2 separate regions of the Mus musculus genome follow, and region 1 is linked to region 2. The links are chromatin loops, found by intact Hi-C in ENCODE. Cell type or tissue: heart. All regions are shown on one strand. Each heading gives the region's core, and the rest is flanking DNA. Links, peaks and the distances in the headings are about the cores only.

The links. Peaks named below come from ENCODE experiments on the same cell type or tissue, not always from the same donor. Only the 100,000 strongest peaks of a DNase experiment are listed, where the experiment ranks them.
Region 1: a loop joins it to region 2, with 2.3 times the contacts of the local background. A loop is called at or near these places in 10 of 42 quality-filtered maps.

What each region holds. Positions count from the first base shown.
Region 1 is chr4:117,153,598-117,158,964 of GRCm38, reverse strand. It overlaps Rps8 (ribosomal protein S8), which reads left to right and starts at 2,833. Exons shown (of 6, transcript NM_009098.2): 1 at 2,833-2,907; 2 at 3,288-3,394; 3 at 3,858-3,957; 4 at 4,152-4,327; 5 at 4,537-4,666; 6 at 4,978-5,129. The coding sequence starts at 2,904. The coding sequence ends at 5,087. It overlaps Gm22980 (a small nucleolar RNA gene), which reads left to right and starts at 4,803; the gene lies at 4,803-4,872. It overlaps Snord38a (small nucleolar RNA, C/D box 38A), which reads left to right and starts at 4,391; the gene lies at 4,391-4,449. It overlaps Snord55 (small nucleolar RNA, C/D box 55), which reads left to right and starts at 3,117; the gene lies at 3,117-3,194. It also overlaps LOC115490046. In heart, for the core only: no CTCF peak of the experiment used is centred there; DNase peaks (open chromatin) are centred at 2,834 and 3,434; H3K4me3 peaks cover 2,916 bases; H3K27ac peaks cover 2,461 bases.
Region 2 is chr4:117,214,906-117,220,272 of GRCm38, reverse strand. It overlaps Armh1 (armadillo-like helical domain containing 1), which reads left to right. Exons shown (of 13, transcript NM_001145637.1): 8 at 4,712-4,834; 9 at 4,908-4,980. Among named protein-coding and RNA genes, the nearest start is that of Gm23287, 6.7 kb to the right of the region's middle. In heart, for the core only: no CTCF peak of the experiment used is centred there; no DNase peak of the experiment used is centred there.

The DNA.
Region 1 (5,367 bases), core at 100-5,099, 61 kb after region 2:
CTACAGGGTTTTAATGGTCACGTTGTGTAAAGATTGGGTAAAACAGTGAGTCAGCCCACGAGCCGAGGGGTGGAAGTCCTTGGCTTTGCCTCTCCTGTGAAGGGACGATTAAGGTTTACACCTAGGGCTTTCTGGGAAATAACAGACAGGCCCGGCCTAACCCTTCCTAAAATCCCCCATCTAGTTTCTTTGCGGTACGCAGAAGTTACTTCTTGCCACAGACCATTTCCATGGATGCTGGTTCTCCCAGCCATACCAATGACGTGGCTCTCATAAGGTGTGGGCCCTATGGTTTCTGAGCTGAAGACTTGAGGGGTCTTTGACTGCTGAGCAAGACCTGCTTCTGCATCACCCACCCATCTTGCTGAGCAAGACCTGCTTCTGCATGACACACCCATCTTGCAGAAGTTTGCTGGACAGCTGGCTATAGTAGCAATCCGTGATGTTCTACAAACCTGTCTCTCTTTTTTTTTTCTCTGATAATTTTTTTCTCTGATAATTCTTTTTTTTTTTTTTTTTTTTTTGAGACAGGGTTTCTCTGTGTAGCCCTGGCTGTCCTGGAACTCACTCTGTAGACCAGGCTGGCCTCGAACTCAGAAATCCACCTGCCTCTGCCTCCCGAGTGCTGGGATTAAAGGCATGCGCCACCATGCCCGGCTGATAATTCTTTTTTTTTTTTTATTTTTTATTAGGTATTTTCCTCGTTTACATTTTCAATGCTATCCCAAAAGTCCCCCATACCCACCCATACCCACCCTCCCACTCCCCTACCCACTCACTCCCCCTTTTTGGCCCTGGCATTCCCCTGTACTGGGGCATATAAAGTTTGCAAGTCCAATGGGCCTCTCTTTCCACTGATGGCCGACTAGGCCATCTTTTGATACATATGCAGCTAGAACCAAGAGCTCCGGGGTACTGGTTAGTTCATATTGTTGTTCCACCTATAGTACAAACCTGTCTCTTGTACATAACCTTCAGTCTCCTGAGCCAAGAGCTTGCAAATCCAGCTTAGGTACATTGGTGGTGGCTCTGACTTGCATGTGGCAGATTCTCTCTACCACTGAAGTGGCCCAGCTGCTGCTATGAGGGATACTATGGCAAATCCCAAGGTCAGGCCAATTCAGAAAACCTAGATGTGGTAGCTCGCCTATAATTCCACAAGTCAGAAAGGCTGACACAGGAGGATTACCAGGAGTTCAAGGCTAGGCTGGGCTACTGTGAGCATGTAAGACCCTCAAAAAAACAAAAACAAAGCTGGGTGGTAATGCAGCTTTAATCCCAGCACTTGGAAGGCAAATCACAAGCTTGTGCCTTCAGGCCTGGCTCAAGAACACTTTTAAATGATATTAAAATGATTAAATGATATTAAAACAAAATTAAAAATCTCTTCAAGCCAGGCGGTGGTGGTGCACGCCTTTAATCCAGCACTCGGGAGGCAGAGGCAGGTAGATTTCTGAGTTCGAGGCCAGCCTGGTCTACAAAGTGAGTTCCAGGACAGCCAGGGCTATTCAGAGAAACCCTGTCTCAAAAAAACAAAACAAAACAAACAAACAAACAAAAAACCCCAAAAAAACAAACACAACAAAAAAATCGCTTCAAAACTGTAAAATCGTGGGGGGGGGGGGGGCTGGCGAGATGGCTCAGTGGTTAAGAGGGCCGACTGCTCTTCCAAAGGTCCGGAGTTCAAATCCCAGCAACCACATGGTGGCTCACAAACATCCGTAACGAAATCTGATGCCCTCTTCTGGAGTGTCTCAAGACAGCTACAGTGTACTTACATATACTAAATAAATAAATCTTTAAAAAAAAAAAATCGGATACACGCAGTAAAAACCTCAGAATCAAAATTTAAAACATTTGAAGTTAAAGTTTAAAATTCAAAAAGAAATCGGTCAGGTGAGAGGTCCCTTTAAAAGTAGACGTTCACTGACATTCAAGGCGACGTTTAAGTTTAAGAAATAAAATGTACTGACTGAGCTCTCATCTTGTCTGACGCCGGAGCCCCACTGTCCTCTGCTTTGATTTCACTTGGAGGGGTGTCTAGTGCCTCAGTTTCTCCTCAGCCGGCCGCTTGTTCCTCCCACTGAGCAGTAGCTCATTCTTTAGCTCAGGCTAGCCCTCAACTGGTGATAATTCTCTGTCTCAGTGCTGGATTTCAGGTTTGACCCACTGGGCCAGACCAGATTGTCAGATACTTTGGAATTGGAATTTCAGGAACTGTGAGTCGACCTAAGCACTTGATGCTTTTGAAGAGACCCTGAGCACAGTTTGCAGTACCAATCTTTCCAGAACTAAAACTGTTTTTAATTTCCTTTTTGATTGCTAATTGCTGCCATGTAAGAGATACACATGAATTTTGTGTGTTCATATACAGGGTCAAGTCCCCCTGTGAACAGAGCGTTGGAGCTTCTACTACTTCACTTTTCCAATTAGGGCCCTTTACTCTTTTTTCTTTTTTGGTTTTACAAGTTTACAAGGGTTTCTCTGTATAGCCCTGGCTGTCCTAGAACTCACTTTGTAGACCAGGTTGGCCTCAAACTCAGAAATTCGCCTGCCTCTGTCTCCCGAGTGCTGGGATTAAAGGCGTGCGCCACCACGCCCGGTTTAAAAAAAAAAAAAAAAAAAAAAATTTAAAGGACAAAATGTAAGCACAACAGGCAGGCAAGTGTGCCCTATAGCTCAGCTTAAGGAGCCCGCCCTCCAGACCGCCCAAGGTCAAGGGATTTGAGGCGGGGTCCGCGTGAGTTCGCACGCCGCAGGACCCTCCCCTGTGCCAGCGTCCCAGGCTCGCCGCGGCCCCAGGTCCTTCCCGGCAACCGGAAGAGACGTAAAGAAGGCGGGGCTGAGTTTTAGAAACCGGACCGTGAAGCTTTGCGCTTCCTCTTTCCAGCCAGCGCCGAGCGATGGGTGAGTGTTGCTGCGGGCCGGGTCGGGCCGCGGGGGAGCGAGCTCCATCCGTCTCCATCCTGCCTCCCGACGCATGCTCGGCCCGACCATGGGCCACGGGCAGCCGTGGCAAGGGCCTGCGGTGGGCTAGGGCTGTGGAGATCGCTGCGGCCGCCTCCGGGGCTCCGGGCTGCGAGCGGGCCAACATGGCTGCCGCGGGCCGGGCCGCACGCGGATGATGACACCTGGGTATGCTGCACACTCCCGACTGCGTCGTGGGGAAGCCAACCTTGGAGAGCTGAGCGTGCGGGCAGCCCGCGCAGCGCGGGGCTCGGGAGCGGGCTGATTGGCCGGCGGCGAGGCCCGGTTGCTCAGGCTTGCGTCCTCGCTCCCACACACAGGCATCTCTCGGGACAACTGGCACAAGCGCCGCAAGACCGGGGGTAAGCGAAAACCCTACCACAAGAAGCGAAAGTATGAGCTGGGACGGCCCGCTGCCAACACGAAGGTGCGTGCGGGGGTCGGGGGGAGGACGACTGGGAGAGGCTGCCTTCCCCTGCGCTAGAGCGTGTTTGCTGGGGAACACGAGTGGCTGTGATCACCTTTGTAAGGCTCAGGTTTCTCGGTGCTGGCGACTGGACATGGAAGTGTGTCCACGTGCAGGGTCTGTGCACCCTAATCTCCAAGCTTAGGGTCTACTGGAGCCTAGGAGTGGGAGAGCTGCAAGCTTGGTGTGTTCCTTACTGGGGTTCTTCCTGTGTTAGGGGGGGTCTGGCTTTTTCTGGAGGTAACTAGGGTGATGAAAACGTATCCTTAGGCGTGGTTATGGCCGTCTTGGCCACCTGTACACCACTTGCCAATGCAAGGACTTGTCATAGTTACACTGACTGTTACCTCCGTCTGGTTCGGGTTCCTCTCCCAGTCCCCACTCGTTTTGATGACACATGTTCTGGCCTTCTTGTGTTCTCTAGATTGGCCCTCGCCGCATACACACAGTCCGAGTTCGAGGAGGCAATAAGAAGTACCGTGCCCTGAGATTGGATGTGGGGAACTTTTCCTGGGGCTCTGAGTGTAAGTAGGTGTTGAAGTATTTGAATTTGTTCTTGCTGAAAGATCCTGAGGTAGTTGGAGAATTCTTTGCCATATTCTGATCTCTTAACTCCTGCAATGAGAGGTGCTTTCTAGAGAATGTTAAAAAAAGATTTCAGTAATAAAAAAACATTAACTGCCCCAGCCCCTGATTGTGAATCTCTCTTTGTATGCAGGTTGTACTCGCAAAACAAGGATCATTGATGTTGTCTACAATGCATCCAACAACGAGCTTGTCCGCACCAAGACCCTGGTGAAGAACTGCATCGTGCTTATTGACAGCACGCCGTACCGACAGTGGTACGAGTCCCACTATGCACTGCCCCTGGGCCGCAAGAAGGGGGCCAAGCTGGTGCGTTGTCTTCCTGTAAGGGGTTGATTGGCTGGGGGTGGGATGGGTGCTGCCTTCTTGTGATGAAAATACTGTCCAGTTCTGCTACTGAAGGAATGAGATGAACACTTTAGTGCTGAAGAAGGCAAGCATGGCGACTTGGGGGGGGGGGGTTCAAGGAGGCTTGTGACTTTCCTGGTGACAAATCAATTCATATTCTTTTCATTCAGACTCCTGAGGAGGAAGAGATTTTAAACAAAAAACGATCAAAGAAAATTCAAAAGAAATACGATGAAAGGAAAAAGAATGCCAAAATCAGCAGCCTCCTGGAGGAGCAGTTCCAGCAGGGCAAGCTTCTAGGTGAGGTGGCTGTGGGGCTGGGGTGGGTGGACCCTTCCTGGTTCAGTGGGGTACATGTGAGTGTAGGTGGCTAATAACGTGCTGTGTGGGTGGAAAGCAGGTTGTGTAGCTGGGGGCAGGGGATGATGCGGCACTGTCTCGGTGATGAGAACTTTGTCCAGTTCTGCTGCTGATCTCTTAAGTGAGGATGAAGTTATCTGAGGAGACGGTTGGCCTTCAACGCCTGCCCCCTGGGTGTCAGGCCAGCGTGGACTTCTACAGGTGGCGTGGAGTGTCTTGTCCTTTACTGAAGACTGCCTGTTCTCTTTCAGCCTGTATTGCCTCACGACCAGGCCAGTGTGGCAGAGCAGACGGCTATGTGCTCGAAGGCAAGGAGCTGGAGTTCTATCTGCGGAAGATCAAAGCCCGGAAAGGCAAATGAGCCTCATGTGTAGTGTAATAAAGGTGTCTGCTGTTCTATCTGTATGCTGTCTAGGTGTTTGGAGAGGCTGGTTTTTTTCCTGCTCTCTGAGCAAACTCATCTCTACTGTGCAGCTGTAGTGAGGGGCCCAGTCCAGTAAAGCCAGATTTCCCCTGGTCTTTTGGGAACCTAGAGTGGATTGGTGTGGCAGGGGCTCTTCTATGCGGAGATTCAACATTAGGGTGTGTGTAAATCATGCTTGTATTATGGCTAGAAAGGCTGCCCCTTTCCTTTGTAGATG
Region 2 (5,367 bases), core at 115-5,114:
GTAAATAAGTAAACAAACAAATACAATAACAATACTGATAATATATTTTTTGTTTGCATTTTGGAGACAGATTCTTGCTGCATTATCCAGGATAGCCTTGATCCCCAGCACTTAACCAACCCACTTATCTCAGCTTCTCTCAGCTGAGTCTGGCTAGACTTTAAAGTTGTGTGTGTGTGTGTGTGTGTGTGTGTGTGTGTGTGTGTGTGTGTGCACTCGCACACATGTGCATGGAGGTCAGAAAATGACATCAGAGGTCTTCCTTAGCCACTCTGTTTACATGTTAATGTCTCTAGCTGAACCTGTAACTCACCAATGTGATGAGCTGGGCTAACCAGCTTGCCCCTGGGATCTCTGTCTCTAGTTCCCTAGTGCTAAGAGTGCAACCCAGCCACAGTGCTAGCCCAGTTTACCTGGGTGCTGGGGACATGAACTCCAGTTCTCAAGCTTGCTTAACAAGTGTGTTAATGCCGGGCAGTGGTGGCCCACGCCTTTAATCCCAGCACTCGGGAGGCAGAGGCAGGTGGATTTCTGAGTTCGAGGCCAGCCTGGTGTACAGAGTGAGTTCCAGGACAGCCAGGGCTACACAGAGAAACCCTGTCAAAAAAAAACAAAACAAAACAAAACAACAACAAAAAAAAGTGTGTTAACTGCTGAGCCTCTCCTGCCTTATTTATTTATTTGGGAGGGGGTGTGCATGCCACAGGGATGGCAAGGTTGGGGGATAACTAGCAGAACTTTTCTCCTTCCACCATGCAACCCTGGGATCCTACTCAGTTGATGAGGCTTGGTTTCAAGTGTCTTTGTCCACTGAACCATCTCATCAGTCCTCCTCAGCTCTTAAAAAGCAATTCTCTGAAAGTATTTTTATCTGGGCATGATGGCATGTGTCTGTAACCGCCGACGATGGAGGCGGTAGCAGGAGGACTGCCACAAAATGAAGGCCAGTTTGATCTAACAGTGAAGGCTCCATGTCTAATAATTAATCCATCTATTTTTAGTGTTTCAGCATTGGTCTTTGAATACGGTGTAATTAAAAATGTATGAGTTAATCTATTTTTAGTGCTTCAACATTAGTATTTGAATAGAATGTAGTTAAAAGGGCAGCAGAACACTCAGGAATCAGAGAGCATGTGACTGGTCAAGTACAGCCTGCAAGGATATTCCAGTAGAAAAGAAAGAAAATTTATGCTGAAGCGTGCTTCCTCTGTGCAGCCAGCAGGTGGCAGTCTCGTCCAGAAGTGCACAGTAAACCGGTTTCCCAAGACTCTAGCAGCAAAGACATGGGTGGGCACCGTGGAAGTGACTGCATGTGTACACCAGCTTTAGATTTAGTCTGTTCGCTGTCAAGGCATGATCATCTTCATCTGTAAAATGATTTATAGACAGAGTAACAGAAAAAAAAAACTCTGTAGAATCCTACAGAGTATGAGGCTGAAGGGAGGTGCTGGTTAACTGAACTTTATGTAGAGGCATTCAGGCTTCCAGTTATGGAGGAAAAGGAAGTGGCTGCTCTTTATGGAAGGTTGCTGGGAGGAGGCACAAAAGGATTTCCGGTTACACAAAGTCCCTAGTCAAAAACCACCTGTGATGCAATCTGTCTGGGCAAGTGTCGGACCCCAACCTCTTCTGTCATGAAAAGATCTTCCCTAAGCAAAAAGGAGGGTACGTCATAGAAAAGCCTGTGCATAGCCACGAGCTGGCTAAGACAGATTTCCTTCATAATGTCAGCCCCTTTAAGAGAAGGGCGGCCTTCCAGACCTGTTCCTATCTACAAGAGGCCGTACAGTTTCTCTGATAACCAACTCTGATGCTGGGCATGGTGGCACATACCTTTATTCCCAGCACTCAGGAGGCAGAGGCAGGTGGATCTCTATGAGTTCAAGGCCAGCCTGGACTACATAGTTAGTTAGTTCTAGGCTATCTGGGACTATGTAGAAAGATCCTGTCTCAAAAAAACAAAAACAAAAACAAAAAAAACCCAAACAAACAAAAAAACAAAACAACAACAACAAAAAAAACAGTAGCAAAAAGCAATTCTAAAATGCCAAAGCCAAACACACACACACCTGGGATGGAATATTTTATTCTCCCGCACACACGGGATATCCAAGTGCTGGACCACTTATTTTGTTCCTTTGTTTTGTTTCGAGACAGGATTTCTCCATGTAGCCCTGGCTGTTCTGGAACTCACTCTGTAGACCAGGCTGACTTTGAACTCAGAGATCTGCCTGCCTCTGCCTCCCAAGGCAGAGGTCAAAGGCGTGCGCCACCACCAACTTTGGTTACTTGGCCACTTGTAAGGTCCTTTTGCCACAGGAACATTAACCCTGGTAGAAGCTTTCCTGCTCACTGGCCCCCTAACAAGGCCACTTGCCCTCAACTTCTTCATCTGTTCAGAGGGATCAGCAGGAAAGCACGAGGCATCCTGGTGCAGACAAGGGTGAGTTGTTTTGCTTTGGTTTTTTTAGACAGAGTCTTAGACAGCTTAGACTGGCCTCAAACTCTATATGAAGTAAGCAGTGGCCCTCCAGCTCCCGAGTGTTGCTCTTATAGGCACGTGCTGCCTCATCCAGCTTCAGGCTGTGGGCTTTCTGGACTTGAGATATGACTCTTTCCTCTTGAACTAAGTGTCCATGGCATCCACCTTACATCTGCTGATCACTGCCCCCTCTATCTCCTCAGCACAGGTCCTGTAGCGAGCGCATGCCCCATCCGGGTTGGCCAAGGGGTGGGGATGAGTCCGTAAAGTGCTTGCTCAGAGAGCAAATGTCTCAGCAGAGAGGCAGGGCCCTGCTTCTCTCTCTTTGGGTATAACCAGTGACAGCTGCGAACACAAAACACAGAACTGGCTGGGTGAGAAAAATCTTCATTTGTCCCAGGAGCTTCGAGCATTCTAGTTACATAACCAATGGAAGATGAAGCATTCAGTTTAAAGTGGGTTGGCAGAAGTAAATATTTATCTCCTGGAATATCTGACTACGTTGCAGAACCTGCTGCTCCCAGCCAGGAATTTATCATAAACATATCTTCTTACACTCCTTTGGAGCCTGGGCATCCACCCAGTCACTTCTCTTCACATCTCAGGCATAGACATATTTCCCAGGGTGCACTGGCATCGCTGTGGCATCCTGCTCTAGCTGGCAAAGTGACTCACAATCCAATAAAAGGAGTCAAAGCGTTCAGACCCAAACGCATCCCCATCAACCCAGCAGCAGAGCAAGTAAGAAACATTGGAGAGTCTGGGACTCTGGCCGCTGCACACAGTGGCTGCCAAGCATTCAGAGCTTCTTGTTTTGTTTGCATAAAGTTTGGGAGATGCCAGAGAGGCTCCAAATGCTCTGCGGCACCCCAGGGCTGGACCCTGTCCCTGTACAGTGTTTTCGGATCTGTGACTCCAGGTTAGAACGCTAATCAGATGGGCACGCCAAATGCAGTCTCTTGTCCCAGCACTCGGGAGGCAGAGGCAGAAGGATCTCTGAGTTCAGAGTCAGTCTGGTCTACATAACAAGCCCCAGTCCAGCCAGGGCTACATAGCCTAGGCCCCCATCCACTACAGTAGCAACAACAATACGAGCCACCTCTGAGCATCAAGAAGTGTCAGGGGCTGCATCAGAATTGACTTTGAGGGTACCCTGGAGGATCTCTATGAAGCACACAATCCAGAGACATGGCTGGCAGGACCAAGAGGACAGTGGGTGGCTGTTAGCACTGTCGTCTTGTCGTGGTTTCCATTCGTTCGTCTGAGACAGAGTCTGACTGTGTAGCCTAGATTTGTCAGGAATTAGCTATATAGAGCTATCCTCAAACTCAAAGCTCCTGCCTCTGACTTCCTCAGCCTCCCAAGTGCTTAGAGCACAAACTTGTTCCACTGTCCCGAGCTGCATAAAAAGTGTTTCTCCTTTTTGTTTGTTTGTTTGTTTGTTTGTTTTATTTTGTTTTGTTAATTCATTAAAAAAAACTTTAGTTAGATAGATAGAGGGTCTTTTTTTGTTTGTTTTTGTTTTCCGAGACAGGGTTTCTCTGTGTATCTCTGGCTGTCCTGGAACTCACTCTGTAGACCAGGCTGGCCTCAAACTCAGAAATCCGCCTGCTTCTGCCTCCTAAATGCTGGGATTAAAGGCGTGCACCACCACTGCCCGGCGATAAAGGGTCTTGATCTACCTAAAGCCTAAACCATGCTCAAATTCAAAATCCTCGTGCCCCAGCATCTGGAGTGCAGAGACTGCAGGCGTCTCCCTGTAGGAAGTATTTTGTGGAGGAAGCAGATGTTGTGGCTACCTTTCCTAGCTACTTCTGAGGATGTAGCTAAATGCTTGCCTAGAATGTAGGAGGCCCTGAGTGTTTGATCCCTAGGGATCAGATTTTTAAAAGGTAAATGTAATCTGTTCTAACCCAGCCCTTTCTTCCTCTAATCAAACCTGAAGCCCTTCAAGCTAAAGGCAGCTCTTTTCTGTGGGCCTCAGATCCGCAGCTCTGACCTCCGGGACTTTCTTGATGGGCTAGGCATCCCCTTCCTTCCCTCTGACTCCTACTCTTGTATTTAATCATGGGCTCCAGAATGGCAGGAAGGATGGGTAACCTCCCCCATAAGGTCTTACCAGTACTGAGCAGCAGAAGGTACTAGGAGAGGTGACAGAGGCAGCAGGGTAAAAGGTATGGTAGGTTTGGAAGGACACAGGGCCTCCCCAGCATCTCTCTCCTCCTCCAGCCATCGAGCTGATAAAGGACCTGATCCACTACGACGTGCGCTTGCCTCTGCTCAAGGGCCTTGTGGCGCTGCTCATGCCACCAGTCAAGGAGACATCCAAACTGCAGGCCAAGATCTTCAGTGGTAGGACTCCTCCATGGGACTGCCCCCTGGAAGTGGGAAAGGCTTCCTGGCTGACGGTCCCTCATTTCTTCAGACTCTTCGATTCTCCAGACCACAACCCAGTTACCCGTGTTCCTGCAGCAGGCTGCAGCTGCCAAGACCATTGGGTAGGGCTGCAGCAAGAGTGGGTGATTGCAGCAAGCTAAGCTGGACAATGCAAGCCCATGCATTTATCTGCCTCCTGCATGCTAGGATTAAAGGCGTGTCATGATCCCTGGCTCATAGATAGATAGATAGATAGATAGATAGATAGATAGATAGATAGACAGACAGATATGCACCACTCAGGAGGCAGAGGTGAGTGGATCTCTGTAAGGTCAAGTCCATCCTGGTCTACATAGAGAGTTCCAGAATAGCCAGGACTACATAGTGAGACCCAGTCGCAAAAAAGGAAAGACAAACAGTAGTGTGGGTATGGGCTTCTCAAGGAAGAATTGTAGATTACTGATTGTGTGTGTGTGTGTGTGTGTGTGTGTGTGTGTGAGAGAGAGAGA